2 separate regions of the Homo sapiens genome follow, and region 2 is linked to region 1. Evidence: read pairs that join two places in POLR2A ChIA-PET (ENCODE). Cell type or tissue: PC-9. All regions are shown on one strand. Each heading gives the region's core, and the rest is flanking DNA. Links, peaks and the distances in the headings are about the cores only. Region 1 has its middle 220 kb from the start of IGFBP3. Region 2 has its middle 640 kb from the start of IGFBP3.

Region 1 (6,947 bases), core at 1,452-5,451:
ATTGGTAGCTTGATGGGGATGGCATTGAATCTGTAAATTACCTTGGGCAGTATGGCCATTTTCATGATATTGATTCTTCCTACCCATGAGCATGGAATGTTCTTCCATTTGTTTGTATCCTCTTTTATTTCCTTGAGCAGTGGTTCGTAGTTCTCCTTGAAGAGGTCCTTCACATCCCTTGTATGTTGGATTCCTAGGTATTTTATTCTCTTTGAAGCAATTGTGGATGGGAGTTCACTCATGATTTGGCTCTCTGTTTGTCTGTTGTTTCTGTATAAGAATACTTGTGATTTTTGTACATTGATTTTGCATCCTGAGACTTTGCTGAAGTTGCTTATCAGCTTAAGGAGATTTTGGACTGAGACAATGGGGTTTTCTAGATATACAATCATGTCATCTGCAAACAGGGACAATTTGACTTCCTCTTTTCCTAATTGAATACCCTTTATTTCCTTCTCCTGCCTGATTGCCCTGGCCAGAACTTCCAACACTGTTGAATAGGAGTGGTGAGAGAGGGCATCCCTGTCTTGTGCCAGTTTTCAAAGGGAATGCTTCCAGTTTTTGCCCATTCAGTATAATATTGGCTGTGGGTTTGTCATAGATAGCTCTTATTATTTTGAAATACGTCCCATCAATACCTAATTTATTGAGAGTTTTTAGCATGAAGGGTTGTTGAATTTTGTCAAAGGCCTTTTCTGCATCTATTGAGATAATCATGTGGTTTTTGTCTTTGGCTCTGTTTATATGCTGGATTACATTTATTGATTTGTGTATATTGAACCAGCCTTGCATCCCAGGGATGAAGCCCACTTGATCATGGTGGATAAGCTTTTTGATGTGCTGCTGGATTCGTTTTGCCAGTAATTTATTGAGGATTTTTGCATCAATGTTCATCAAGGATATTGGTCTAAAATTCTCTTTTTTTGTTGTGTCTCTGCCTGGCTTTGGTATCAGAATGATGCTGGCCTCATAAAAAGAGTTACGGAGGATTCCCTCTTTTTCTATTGATTGGAATAGTTTCAGAAGGAATGGTACCAGTTCCTCCTTGTACCTCTGGTAGAATTCGGCTGTGAATCCATCTGGTCCTGGACTCTTTTTGGTTGGTAAGCTATTGATTATTGCCACAATTTCAGATCCTGTTATTGGTCTATTCAGAGATTCAACTTCTTCCTGGTTTAGTCTTGGGAGAGTGTATGTGTCGAGGAATTTATCCATTTCTTCTAGATTTTCTAGTTTATTTGCGTACAACAAAAAAACAAACAACCCCATCAAAAAGTGGGCAAAGGATATGAACAGACACTTCTCAAAAGAAGACATTTATGCAGCCAAAAAACACACGAAAAAATGCTAATCATCACTGGCCATCAGAGAAATGCAAATCAAAACCACAATGAGATACCATCTCACACCAGTTAGAATGGCTATCATTAAAAAGTCAGGAAACAACAGGTGCTGGAGAGGATGTGGAGAAATTGGAACACTTTTACACTGTTGGTGGGACTGTAAACTAGTTCAACCATTGTGGAAGTCAGCGTGGAGATTCCTCAGGGATCTAGAACTAGAAATACCATTTGACCCAGCCATCCCATTACTGGGTATACACCCAAAGGAGTATAAATCATGCTGCTATAAAGACACATGCACACGTATGTTTATTGTGGCATTATTCACAATAGCAAAGACTTGGAACCAACCCAAATGTCCAACAATGATAGACTGGATTAAGAAAATGTGGCACACATACACCATGGAATACTATGCAGCCATAAAAAATGATGAGTTCATGTCCTTGGTAGGGACATGGATGAAACTGGAAATCATCATTCTCAGTAAACTATTGCAAGAACAAAAAACCAAACACCGCATATTCTCACTCATAGGTGGGAATTGAACAATGAGATCACATGGACACAGGAAGGAGAATATCACACTCTGGGGACTGTTGTGGGGTGGGGGGAGGGGGAAGGGATAGCATTGGGAGATATACCTAATGCTGGATGACGAGTTAGTGGGTGCAGCGCACCAGTATGGCACATGTATACATATGTAACTAACCTGCACAATGTGCACATGTACCCTAAAACTTAAAGTATAATTAAAAAAAAAGAAAAAAAATCAACTCAAAATAGATTAAAGACTTAAATGTAAGACCCCAAGCTGTGAAAGAACTAGAAGAAAATACAGGGCAGATGTCCATGACATTGGTATGGGCAAAGAATTTTTAGCTAAGACCTCAAAAGCATAAGCTACAAAAGCAAAAACAGACAAATGGAATTACATCAAATTAAAACGCTTCTGAGGCAGGAAAATGGCAAGAACCCAGGAGGCGGAGCTTGCAGTGAGCCGAGATTGAGCCACTGCACTCCAGCCTGGGCAACAGAGCAAGACTCTGTCTCAAAAAAAATAATTAAAATAACTTAAAAATAAAAAATAAAATAAAAAGCTTCTAGACATCAAAAAAAATCAACAAAGCAACTACTCACAAAATGGAAAAAAACGTTTACAAACTATAGAAGTAGATTATTTCAATAGCCCTATCACTATAAGGAAAATTGTGCTGAGAATTTTTTAATTAAATCTTAATTTAATCAAGATTTGACTTTCAAAATGAAATCTCTAAACCCAGACAATTTCACTGGAAAATTATACCAAAGTTTTAAAGAAGAATTAACACTCATTTTACACAATCTATTCAGGAAAATTGAAGAAAGGACGTTCATTTGCCAATTCATTTTATGAAGCTAGTATTATCATGATGCCAAAACTAAACAAAAGCAAAACAAAAAAGGAAGAAAGAAGGCCAATATCCCTCATGAATACAGACACAAAATTCCTTAACAAAATACTAATAGAATGCTGTAATACATAAAAAGAAGTATACACTATAACTACGTGGCGTTTACTCCAGGGTTGCAAAGCTAGTTCAGTATTCAAAAATCAATCAACATAATGCACCATATCAACAGGCAAAAAAGGAACAATTACATGATCTTAGCAATCAAAGCAGAAGAAGCATTTGAAAAAAATTCAACACTTATTCATAGTGAAAGCTCTCAGAAAAATAAGAGTGCAGGTGAACTTCCTCATCTTGGTATGAAGCAGCTGCACAAAACCTACAGCTCACATTACACCTAATGATGACAGACTGGATGTGTCCTAACATCAGTAACTACATAAGAATGTCTCCTCTCATTACTCTTAGCCAACATAGTGCTAGGCATTCTCACTAGTGGAATGTAAAATATTTAGATGTAAATCTAACAAGGCATGTGTGTGACAGACATAACACATTTATGAGCTGGAAAACTCAACACAGTAAAGTTGTCAATTTAAATACTGATTTAATGAAATCTCTATTAAAATCTTAGCAGGAATTTTGTTGATATAGACAAGATTATACTGAAACTTATAAGGAAAGGCAAATGAATTAGAATAGCTAAAATCATTTTGAAAAAGAGAAATAAAATGGGATAAACAAGTCTATTCAATATTAAGAATTTTTATATAGCTATAGTAATCAGGACTATTTGATGTTGGTAGAGGGACAGACAGAGATTTAAAAAATGAACAGAAATAAACATAAATAGGCCCAACTGATTTTTGACAAAGGTATATAAATAATTCAACAGAGCAAAGATAACCTTTTTCAAAAAATGATGCTGGTGCAATTGAATATCAATAGGCAAAAGTAAATGAACAAATGTCAAGCTAAGGGTAAAGTCTTATACTTTATGCAAAAATTAATTAATAATGAATCACAGACTTATATGTAAAAAGTAAAACTATAACATGTTTATAAAAACATTCAGAGAAAAAATGGAGGCATCTTCGCTTCTATCTAGGAGGAGCTGAATGAGTGAATTACCTAAGCTTCCATCTAGGAGGAGGTCTATTAAACACCATGTAAATAGAGGAGACGATATGACAATGATAACTGAAACCAATGAAATAGACAACAAGCAACAGAGGAAATCATGAAACCAAAATCTGGTTATTTGAAAAGATCAGTAAGTTGGCACAATTCAAGTCAGATTAATTCAATAAAAAGAACAGAAAATACAAATTCAAGAATAAAAAAGAGGATACACTCACAGATTCGACAGATAAAAAAAATTTAAGAGGATACAATGAATAAGATTTTGCCAATAAAACTGGCATTTTAATAAAATAGCAACTTCAATGAGAGACATAAATTACCAAAATTGACTCCCCAAGAATAGAGAATATAAGTGACTCTTTATTAATGAAATTTAATTTGTAATTAAGATCTGTTCACAAAGAAAATTCCAGATCTCAATGGCTTCACTGATGAAATCAATCAAACATTTACCAAGAAGTAACAGCAATTTTACACAAATTTCTGCATAAAATGTAGGAGAAAGGAATATTTCCCAACGTATATCAGAAGCTCAGCATTAGGCTGATACCAACACCAAACAAAGACATCATAAGAAATGAAAGTTAGAGATCGGTAACTTTCATGAAAGAAGTCACAGTAAAATTCTTTGTAAAATATTAACCTCTCCTCAGATACACCATGCCCCGTGCCTGGTCTGTATTTTGAATGGGAGGATGGGGGACATGGAAAAAGAAAAAATATTAGCAAATAGAATTTATCAAATTATGAAAAGATATTGCATCATGGCCTAAAGACATTTAACCAATGAATACAAGGTCTAGCAATGAAATGAAATTCACCATTTAAAAAATATAAAGAAGAAAAATCTTATGATCATTACTACAGATGTGTGTATGTGTGTAATATAACACAGACATAAATATATGATACATACATGCACATATACATGAGCAATGATTCTATCTATTTACAGATAGTTAAGTTTTTCATAGATACCCTTTATCTAGTTAAGGAAGTTCCTTTCTATTCCTAGTTAGCCAAGATTTTTTTAAATCATGGATATGTGCTAAATTTTATCCATGTCTATCTATCTATCTATCTATCTACCTACTTACCTATTTATCTACCCATCCATATATCCAAATATAGATGCTTTCCCCTAAAATTAGAGACAAAGGTAGAATGTCTACTCACTGCTTCTATTAAATTGATGGCCCAGGACAATAAGGCAGTACCAATTAATAAACATTATATATATTAGAAAGGAAGAATCAAACTGCATCTGTTAACAAATTAATGTTCAAATTCACAGAGAATCCTAAGGTATCTGCAAAAAAAGCTACTAGAGTTAACATATGAGTTTAGCAAGGACACAGGATTCAAGGTCAATACACAAAACTCAAATAGATATATCCACATACTAGGAAAGAACAATTACATTTGAAGTTTAAAAAATGGTGCCCTTACACGCCTGTAATCCCAGCACTTTGGGAGGCCAAGGCAGGCGGATCACGAGGTCAGGAGATCGAGACCATCCTGCCTAACATGGTGAAACCCCGTCGCTACTAAAAAGACAAAAAAATTAGCCGGGCATGGTGGTGGGCGCCTGTAGTCCCAGCTACTTGGGAGGCTGAGGCAGGAGAATGGCGTGAACCTGGGAGGCAGAGCTTGCAGTGAGCGGAGATGGCGCCACTGCACTCCAGCCAGGGCAACAGAGTGAGACTCCGTCTCAAAAAAAAAAAAAAAAGAAAAAGAAAAAGAAAAAAATGGTGCCTTAAAAACATCATACAAAATAATGCAATTTATTTAGCAGAAATTAATTTAGCAAAATATGTGCATGGTATAAAACCTTACTCAGACCAGTGAAAGAAAGAAAGAGATATACCATGTTTATGCATTGGAAGGCTCAGTATTAAGATTTCAGTCCTTTACTAATTGATCTGGAGATTCAAAATAATCCAAAGTAAAATCCCCGGAATCTTTTTGTTGTTGTTCTTGTTGAGAAACTGACAATTTGATCCTAAAATTAGATGGAAATGTAAAGGGTATAAAATAACCAAAATAATTTTGAAAAATTAGAACAAAGTTGCACAGATTATATGTTTTCAAGACTGTTGGGAATATAAAATGGTACCACATTGTGAAAGACAATTTTGCTGTCTGTTATAAAGTTAAACATTTACTTAATATACAATCCAGAAACTTTATTCCTAGGTATTTACCCAAGAGAAATGAAAACATATATCCACATAAAATTTGCACACAAAAGTTCATAGCAGCTTTTTTCATCATGGCTCCAAACAGGAAACAACCTAAATGTTCAACAATAGGCGCACGGATAAACAAATTGTTGTACAGTCACACAGTAGAACACTAACAACTGCACAAAAAAAGTTATGCTAGAACTCTTAGGTCTGAATGTTTATGTTCCCCTAAAATTCATATGTTGAAATCCTAACTTCCAATGTGATGTTCTTAAAATATACAGCCTTTTGGAATGATTAGATCATAAAGGTGGGGTCCTCCTGAATGGGACTAGTGCTCTTACAAAAGGAGTCCCAGAGAGTTCCCTCATACCTTCCACCCTATGGGACACAGAGAGACTGCGTTATCTGTGAAGCAGGAACCCAACCTTCACCTGATGGTGAATCAGCCAATGCCTTGATCTTGGACTTCTAGCCTCTAGAACTGTGAGAAATAAGTTTCTGTTTTTTATCAACCACCCAATTTTCAGTGTTTGTGTTACAGCAGCTCAAATAGAGTAAAACAGGAACACACACAACATGAATAAATCTCAAAACATCATGCTGACAAAGCAAAAAGCCAGACACAAATGTATGCATGCTGTATAATTCCATTCTTATTAAAACAGTAGGGGGAATGTAATCTATGGTGACAGGAAAGAGACCAGCAGTTGCCTGGTGATGGAATTGTGGGGGATTGACTGAGAGGGGGCAAAGTGAACTTCTGGGGTCTTGGAGATATTTTTTATCCTCTTTGTTGTGGTAGGTACACAGGTTTATGAATTTATTAAAACTCATCCAAATGTACACTTAAAATAAATATACTTTATCATATGTCTCTTATA
Region 2 (6,947 bases), core at 1,858-5,857, 420 kb before region 1:
TTGAATCTATAAATTACTTTGGGAAATATGGCCATTTTCATGATATTGGTTCTTCCTATCCATGAGCATGGAATGTTTTTCCATTTGTTGTGTCCTCTCTTATTTCCTTGAGCAGTGGTTTGTAGTTCTCCTTGAAGAGGTCCTTCACATCCCTTGTAAGTTGGATTCCTAGGTATATTATTCTCTTTGTAGCAATTGTGAATGGGAGTTCACTCATGATTTGTCTCCCTGTTTGTCTATTATTGGTGTATAGGAATGCTTGTGATTTTTGAACATTGATTTTGTATCCCGAGACTTTGCTGAAGTTGCTTATCAGCTAAAGGAGATTTTGGGCTGAGACGATGGGCTTTTCTAAGTATACAATCATGTCATCTGCAAACAGGTACAATTTGACTTCCTCTCTTCCTATTTGATTACATTTTATTTCTTTCTCTTGCCTAATTGCCCTGGCCAGAACTTCCAGTAGTATATTGAATAGGAGTGGTGAGAGAGGGCATCCTTGTCTTGTGCCAGTTTTCAAAGGGAGTGCTTCCAGCTTTTGCCCATTCAGAATGATATTGGCTGTAGGTTTGTCATAAATAGCTTTTATTATTTTGAGATATGTTCCACCAATACCTAGTTTATTGAGAGTTTTTAGCATGAAGAGGTGTTGGATTTTACCAAAGGCCTTTTCTGCATCTATTGAGATAATCCTGTGGTTTTGGTCATTAGTTCTGTTTATATGATGGATTGTTTATTGAGTTGCTTATGTTGAACCAGCCTTGCATCCCAGTTATGAAGCCAACTTGATTGGGATGGGTAAGCTTTTTGATGTGCTGCTGGATTTGGTTTGCCAGTATTTTATTGAGGATTTTCAAATCAAAGTTCATCAAGGGTATTGGCAAATTTTCTTTTTTTGTTGTGTCTCTGCCAGGTTTTGGTATCAGGATGATGCTGGCCTCATAAAATGAGTTAGGGAGGATTCTCTCTTTTTCTATTGATTGGAATACTTTCAGAAGGAATGGTAGCAGCTCCTCCTTGTACCTCTGGTAGAATTCGGTTGTGAATCTATCTGTTCCTGGGCTTTCTTTGGGTTGCCAGGCTAATAATTACTGCCTTAATTTCAAAAAATGTTAAGGGCAGCCAGAGATAGGTCAGGTTACCTACAAAGGAAAGCCCATTAGACTAACATCAGATCTCTCTGCAGAAATCCTACAAGCCAGAAGAGAGTGGGGGCCATTATTCAACATTCTTGAAGAAAAGAATTTTCAACCCAGAATTTCATATCCAGCCGAACTAAGTTTCATAAGCAAAGGAGAAATAATATCTTTCATAGAGAAGCAAATGCTGAGAGATTTTTTCACCACCAGGCCTGCCTTACTAGAGCTCCTGAAGGAAGCACTAAATATGGAAAGGAAAAACTAGTACCAGCAACTGCAAAAACACACCAAATTGTGAAGACCATGGACACTATGAAGAAACTGCATCAACCAATGGGCAAAATAACCAGTTAGCATCATAATGACAGGATCAAATTCACACATAACATTGTGACCTGGAATTAATGTAGTGGGCTAAATGTAATGTAATGGGCTAAAAAATGTAAATGGGCTAAATGCCCCAATTAAAAGACACAGACTGGCAAATTGGATAAAGAGTCAAGAACCATTGGTGTGCTGTCTTTAGGAAACCCCTCTCATGTGCAAAGACACACATATGCTCAAAATAAAAGGATGGAGGAATATTTACTAAACAAATGGAAAGCAAAAAATTTGCAGGGGTTTCAATCCCAGTCTTTGACAAAAAAAGACTTTAAACCGACAAAGATCAAAAAAGACAAAGAAGAGCATTACATAATGGTAAAGTGGTCAATGCAACAAGAAGAGCTAACTTCCCTAAATATATATGCACCCAATACAGGAGCACACAGATTCATAAAGCAAGTTCTTAGATACCTACAAAGATACTTAGACTCCCACACAACAATAGCTGGAGTCTTTAACACCCCACTGTCAATCTTAGACAGATCAATGGACAGAAAATCAACAAGGATATTTCAGGACTTCAACTCAGCTCTGGACCAAGCAGACCTAACAGACATCTACAGAACTATCCACCCCAAATCAACAGAATATACATTCTTCTCAGCACCACATCACACTTATTCTAAAATTGACCACATAATTGGAAGTAAAACACTCCTTCAGCAAATGCAAAAGAATGGAAATCATAACAAACAGTCTCTCAGACCACAGTACAATCAAATTAGAACTCAGGATTAAGAAACTCACTCAAAACTGCACAACTACATGCAAACTGAACAACCTGCTCCTGAATGAATACTGGGTAAATAATGAAATTAAGGGAGAAATAAATAAGTTATTTGAAACCAATGAGAACAAAGATACAATGTACTAGAATCTCTGGGACACAGCTAAAGCAGTGTTTAGAGGGAAGTTTATAGCACTAAATGCCCACAGGAGAAAGCAGGAAATAACTTTTAGATATTTCGACACCCTAACCCCACAATTAAAACAACTAGAGAAGCAAGAGCAAACAAATTCAAAAGCTAGCAGAAGACAAGAAATAACTAAGATCAGATTAGAACTGAAGGAGATAGAGACGTGAAAAACTCTTCAAAAAAAAATGAATGAATCAGGGAGCTGGTTTTTTGAAAAGATTAACAAAATAGACCACTAGCCAGACTAATAAAGAAGAAAAGAGAGAAGAATCAAATAGACAGAATAAAAACGGATAAAGCAGATATCACCACTGATCCCAAAGAGATACAACCAACCATCAGAGAATACTATAAATACCTCTATGCAAATAAACTAGAAAATCTACAAGAAATGGATACATTCCTGGACCCATACCCCCTCCCAAGACTAAACCAGGAAGAAGGTGAATCCCTCTATTATAATTTTTATATTCTTCTTCCTCCAGGAAGTTTTCTTTGAATTCCAGACCTAACTACCATCTTCCCCTACAATCTCTTACAAACCAACTGTATGCTAACATTGATTCCTCATTGCAGAAAAGAACCAATAATAACAGTGGAGTAATACACAAGAGTGAACATTCTGTTCCATTCTTCCTTTCTCCCCTTTACTTACGGTCTCTTTCTTTTACTAGTATGAGGGGTAGCCAAATAGGATTTGTAAACAGGTCTCCTATTTTAGAAAGAGTGGTTCATTGTTTTTTATTTAGGTTCCAGAAATGGATGGAGCTATTTGATACTGCTAGAATTAATTCCAGGTCACAATTCACATTATGAAAGGAAAGATACACAGTTGGTTAAAACATAGCACATGCCATCTGAAAACACAGAGTATGCAGATAAGTCTGCATGTAAACCTGGAATTAACTGCCTGTTATTTCCAGATAAAACCTGTGAGGCCCTCACTGGCCAGCGTGTTAATGAGACCTTCCCTTCCCTGTGTCCACACCAAATGCTCATCTCATTGAAGATGCCTACTGTGCGCTAATGATTTCCTGCATTGACCTTTAACCCCATATGCCCCAAACTCCTCTAGAAATTTTTTAGAACTGCAATATTGAAGCTCTTTTAGGAAACCCCACACACTGCAGTTTGCTTCCTATGAAAGACTTCCTGTGGATGAGCCGGGGCACTGGCGTGCCCTATAGAGCATCCTCACACAAGGACAAAAACAACTGTGTGCTGAAACTTAGAATAACCTTTCCCCATGAGTCAGAATTGACTTACACAACTTAGACATTCTCCCTGGAACACGATCAAATGTCATCTTTCTCCTCCCGTTTCTCCTCAAGAGCTGGAAGGGTTAGAGGCAGCCTGTTTCTAACAAAAACACTACCATTTAGGGGTTTGGTGGTTAACGTTAAGTCTTGCCTTCAAAAGCTTACAGAACTATGGGGAAGTAAACTCAGAAATTTATAATTAAGTATGGCATCTACTGTAATATGCATTAAACACTATCAGGTTTTCCTTCTTGTAGGTTCCTCCAAACATTATGAAGCTGTCTTGATCACTCTTGCTTGGCTTTGGAGACAGTAACCAGGAAAAAGTATAGCTTCTCTTTATGAACCCTGCAATCCCTCAAAAGATGACCACTCCCCACCCACTCCCCCCCCGCCAACACACACACTTCATTAATTGTCTTGTGACAGGGCAGAGTGACAAATGATGTAATTCTGAAAGAGGCATATTTGTGTGGTGAGACACAGGGATTTCAGGGCAAAAGAGTCTCACGTTGAAGCCCTGGATCTAACACTTACTTTTTCTATAATGTTGGGTTTTATCTCTCTGCACCTCAGCTTTCTCTGTTGTAAAATAGGCATCATAAAAATTGCCTACCTCTTAAGGTGCTGTGTACATCAAATGAGTGAAAACACATGCTTGGGACAGTGCATGGCCTGTAATAAGTCCTACCTAATTGTTAGTGGACATTCTCAGTGGACTAAAGATAACAATCAAAGATGCACAGGGCAACATATGGCTTGCACCAGACTCTTTAGAAGGTCAAAGAAAGAGCATGACCCATGGTATTCAGCCTTTGCATTTGTAGCAATACCACCGGAGTGGAGCCTCTTCCACACACAGCTTCAACTACTTCCTCTAAATTGACAGTGCTATGTCAGGTCCAGATCACTGTCATGGTCTCCTGTCCAAGGCACATACTTTCTCACTTATCAGTGACCCCTGAACACTGGATAGAAACATCAAAAACTGAACCTGTCCCATGGCCCTTTCCTTCTTCTATATTCACAAATACTCCACATTGAGTAAAGGAAGTTTGGTCCTGTTTCAATGAGTGGTCTTTCCATCTGCCCTCATCCCACATGCCAGGAATCTGGATGAGGCTGTCAGACACATCTCCTCACTTTTCACATGCATTAGTCTTCCTAGCTCTGGGCCTAAACTGTCTCATGAATTCACCTCTCTCTAATTCTCCTCTCCCAGCAGAGCCTCAACAGTACCCTAAAGTTGATCTGCAATATCTGTTGTCAAATTTATCCTGTACAAACCAACTACATCCTCACTCTCCTGGCCTGCAGAGAGAACAATAAATGACCCAGTTTCAGTCAATTAGACATGCCTGCCTTGGACTTTTCATCGAGAGAGTGATAAAAAGAAGCTGACCTATGAAGCCCAACTGAGCAGAAACAAAGGGAAGAATATTTTCAGCCCAGACAAAGGTAGCTCACTAACTTATATGTGAAGATTATTCAAGCACATACATTTGGCAGAGCAGTGACCACCGTGTAACTAAGAAAGTCTAGGGAGGTGGGAGTACTGCTCAAGATGTGTCTGGAAGGACAGGCAGAGGCTTCGTTACTAAAAAGCCTGTGTGCCTGCTTAGGTACACACATCGTCTTCAGGAAATTGTTAAATAACTGTGAGCTGGCATTGCCAAGATTTAGCACTTAATCTATAAACACTAAAAGATTTTCACATGCGCAGTTTAAAAAACTCATCCAATGGTGTGTCAGGTGAAACCTTATAAAACTGTAACAGAAACCAGCTGTGTGTGCGGACTCCCAGCACGTCCATGTTCATTTCTGGCTCAGCAGAGTGTGAAGGACGTGGTTTGGGGATAGAAAGCTGCTGGCACAGGACACCTGGGCTCCAACCAGGAAGTAAGAGAACCGAGAAGGGAAAGGCAATCCAGGGGTGGGAATCCAGCCTCCCTGGGTTCAGGCACAGTTCAATCTGAGTTTAAAGTGAATACTTGGGACATTTATTATCTTATCTGAGTAAGTTATCTGCTTCTTAAGAGTGATGAGCTCATTTTTATGGTCTTGCTTTTGACTTTCAGGCTTCCCATGGGAACTTCATAAAGAGCCCATAAATATATGTTTATCTGTGTCTCTAGCATAATCCAGATTTTTGTTGAGCCGGAAGTTACCTTAAAAATTAATTTTTATATGTCTGAATAAATAAAAACATACTGCCACTCCTATAAATAATGTACACATAGAATGGACATATTCTGCACCAGGAATTTAACTGTTAAGGCTGAGATACACACATCCATATTCAATAGACAATTGTATTTGCTATTGTGTAAGCAGAGCAGTAGAAAGTACAAATATAAATGTACTCTCTTCCTTTAAAATATAAATCGGAGTATGATGCTATTAATAGATATAATACAAAATGTCTTGTATGATAGTTGCTTTAATTTCCGAGCATGTGACACTTTCTAATCTTCATTTTAATATTTTTATGCATGTTATTGCATAACAGAATTCAGAGAGAGAATAGTTTCTCTTACCCTACTACTGATTTGTAAGTTTTGAGCCAAAACTTTCATTAAAGATAATATAATAAGAATTATACCCACACATTGTAGCAAGTGCCAATTTCCTGGTTTTGATGTTGCACTGTAGTTATGTAAAATGTAGCCAACAAGAAAACCGGGTGAAGGGGGCACGGGTCCTCCCCACACTATCCTTGCTACTTCCCATAGGAAAAATTCTGTAATTATTTTGAAATAAAATGTTATTTTAAAAAAGCACACTTGCATTTCTGAACTGACCCCATTTAGTTACGGTGTGTTATTCCTTTTATGGATTCCTGATTCTACTAGTTAATTTTTAAAAGCTATTTCTGTGTTAAACTATAAGAGAATATAGTTCCATATTTTTTAATTATTGAGTTCTGTACGGTTTTTAATATCAGATTAATAAGGCCCTCATAAAATAGGTTGCAAAGTGTTCACTCCTCTATTTCATAAGAGTTTTGAGTGGCAGTGGTGTCATTTTTTGCTTAAATATTGGATAAAATTCATCAGAGGGGCCATGTGTCCCTGGAGTGTTTAATTATTGGTGGAAAAGTGTTTGGCCAGGTACTCAATTTCTTTAATGTATCTAAGTCTATTCAGATTTAACTACTTCTTCTTGAATCAGTTTTGGTAATTTGTGTCTTTCAAATAATTTGTTCATTTCACTTAAGTTATTGAATTTGTTGACGTAAAGTTGTGTAT

Evidence for each region. ChIA-PET counts read pairs that join two places held together with the same protein. Peaks named below come from ENCODE experiments on the same cell type or tissue, not always from the same donor. Only the 100,000 strongest peaks of a DNase experiment are listed, where the experiment ranks them.
Region 2: POLR2A ChIA-PET joins it to region 1 with 11 read pairs; 1 of 35 experiments calls an interaction of 5 or more read pairs at or near these places.

The regions. Positions count from the first base shown.
Region 1 is chr7:46,135,486-46,142,432 of GRCh38, reverse strand. No RefSeq gene overlaps it. Among named protein-coding and RNA genes, the nearest start is that of IGFBP3, 220 kb to the right of the region's middle. In PC-9, for the core only: no CTCF peak of the experiment used is centred there; a DNase peak (open chromatin) is centred at 3,152; H3K27ac peaks cover 2,373 bases.
Region 2 is chr7:46,556,140-46,563,086 of GRCh38, reverse strand. No RefSeq gene overlaps it. Among named protein-coding and RNA genes, the nearest start is that of IGFBP3, 640 kb to the right of the region's middle. In PC-9, for the core only: no CTCF peak of the experiment used is centred there; DNase peaks (open chromatin) are centred at 3,696, 4,126 and 5,646; H3K4me3 peaks cover 418 bases; H3K27ac peaks cover 2,954 bases.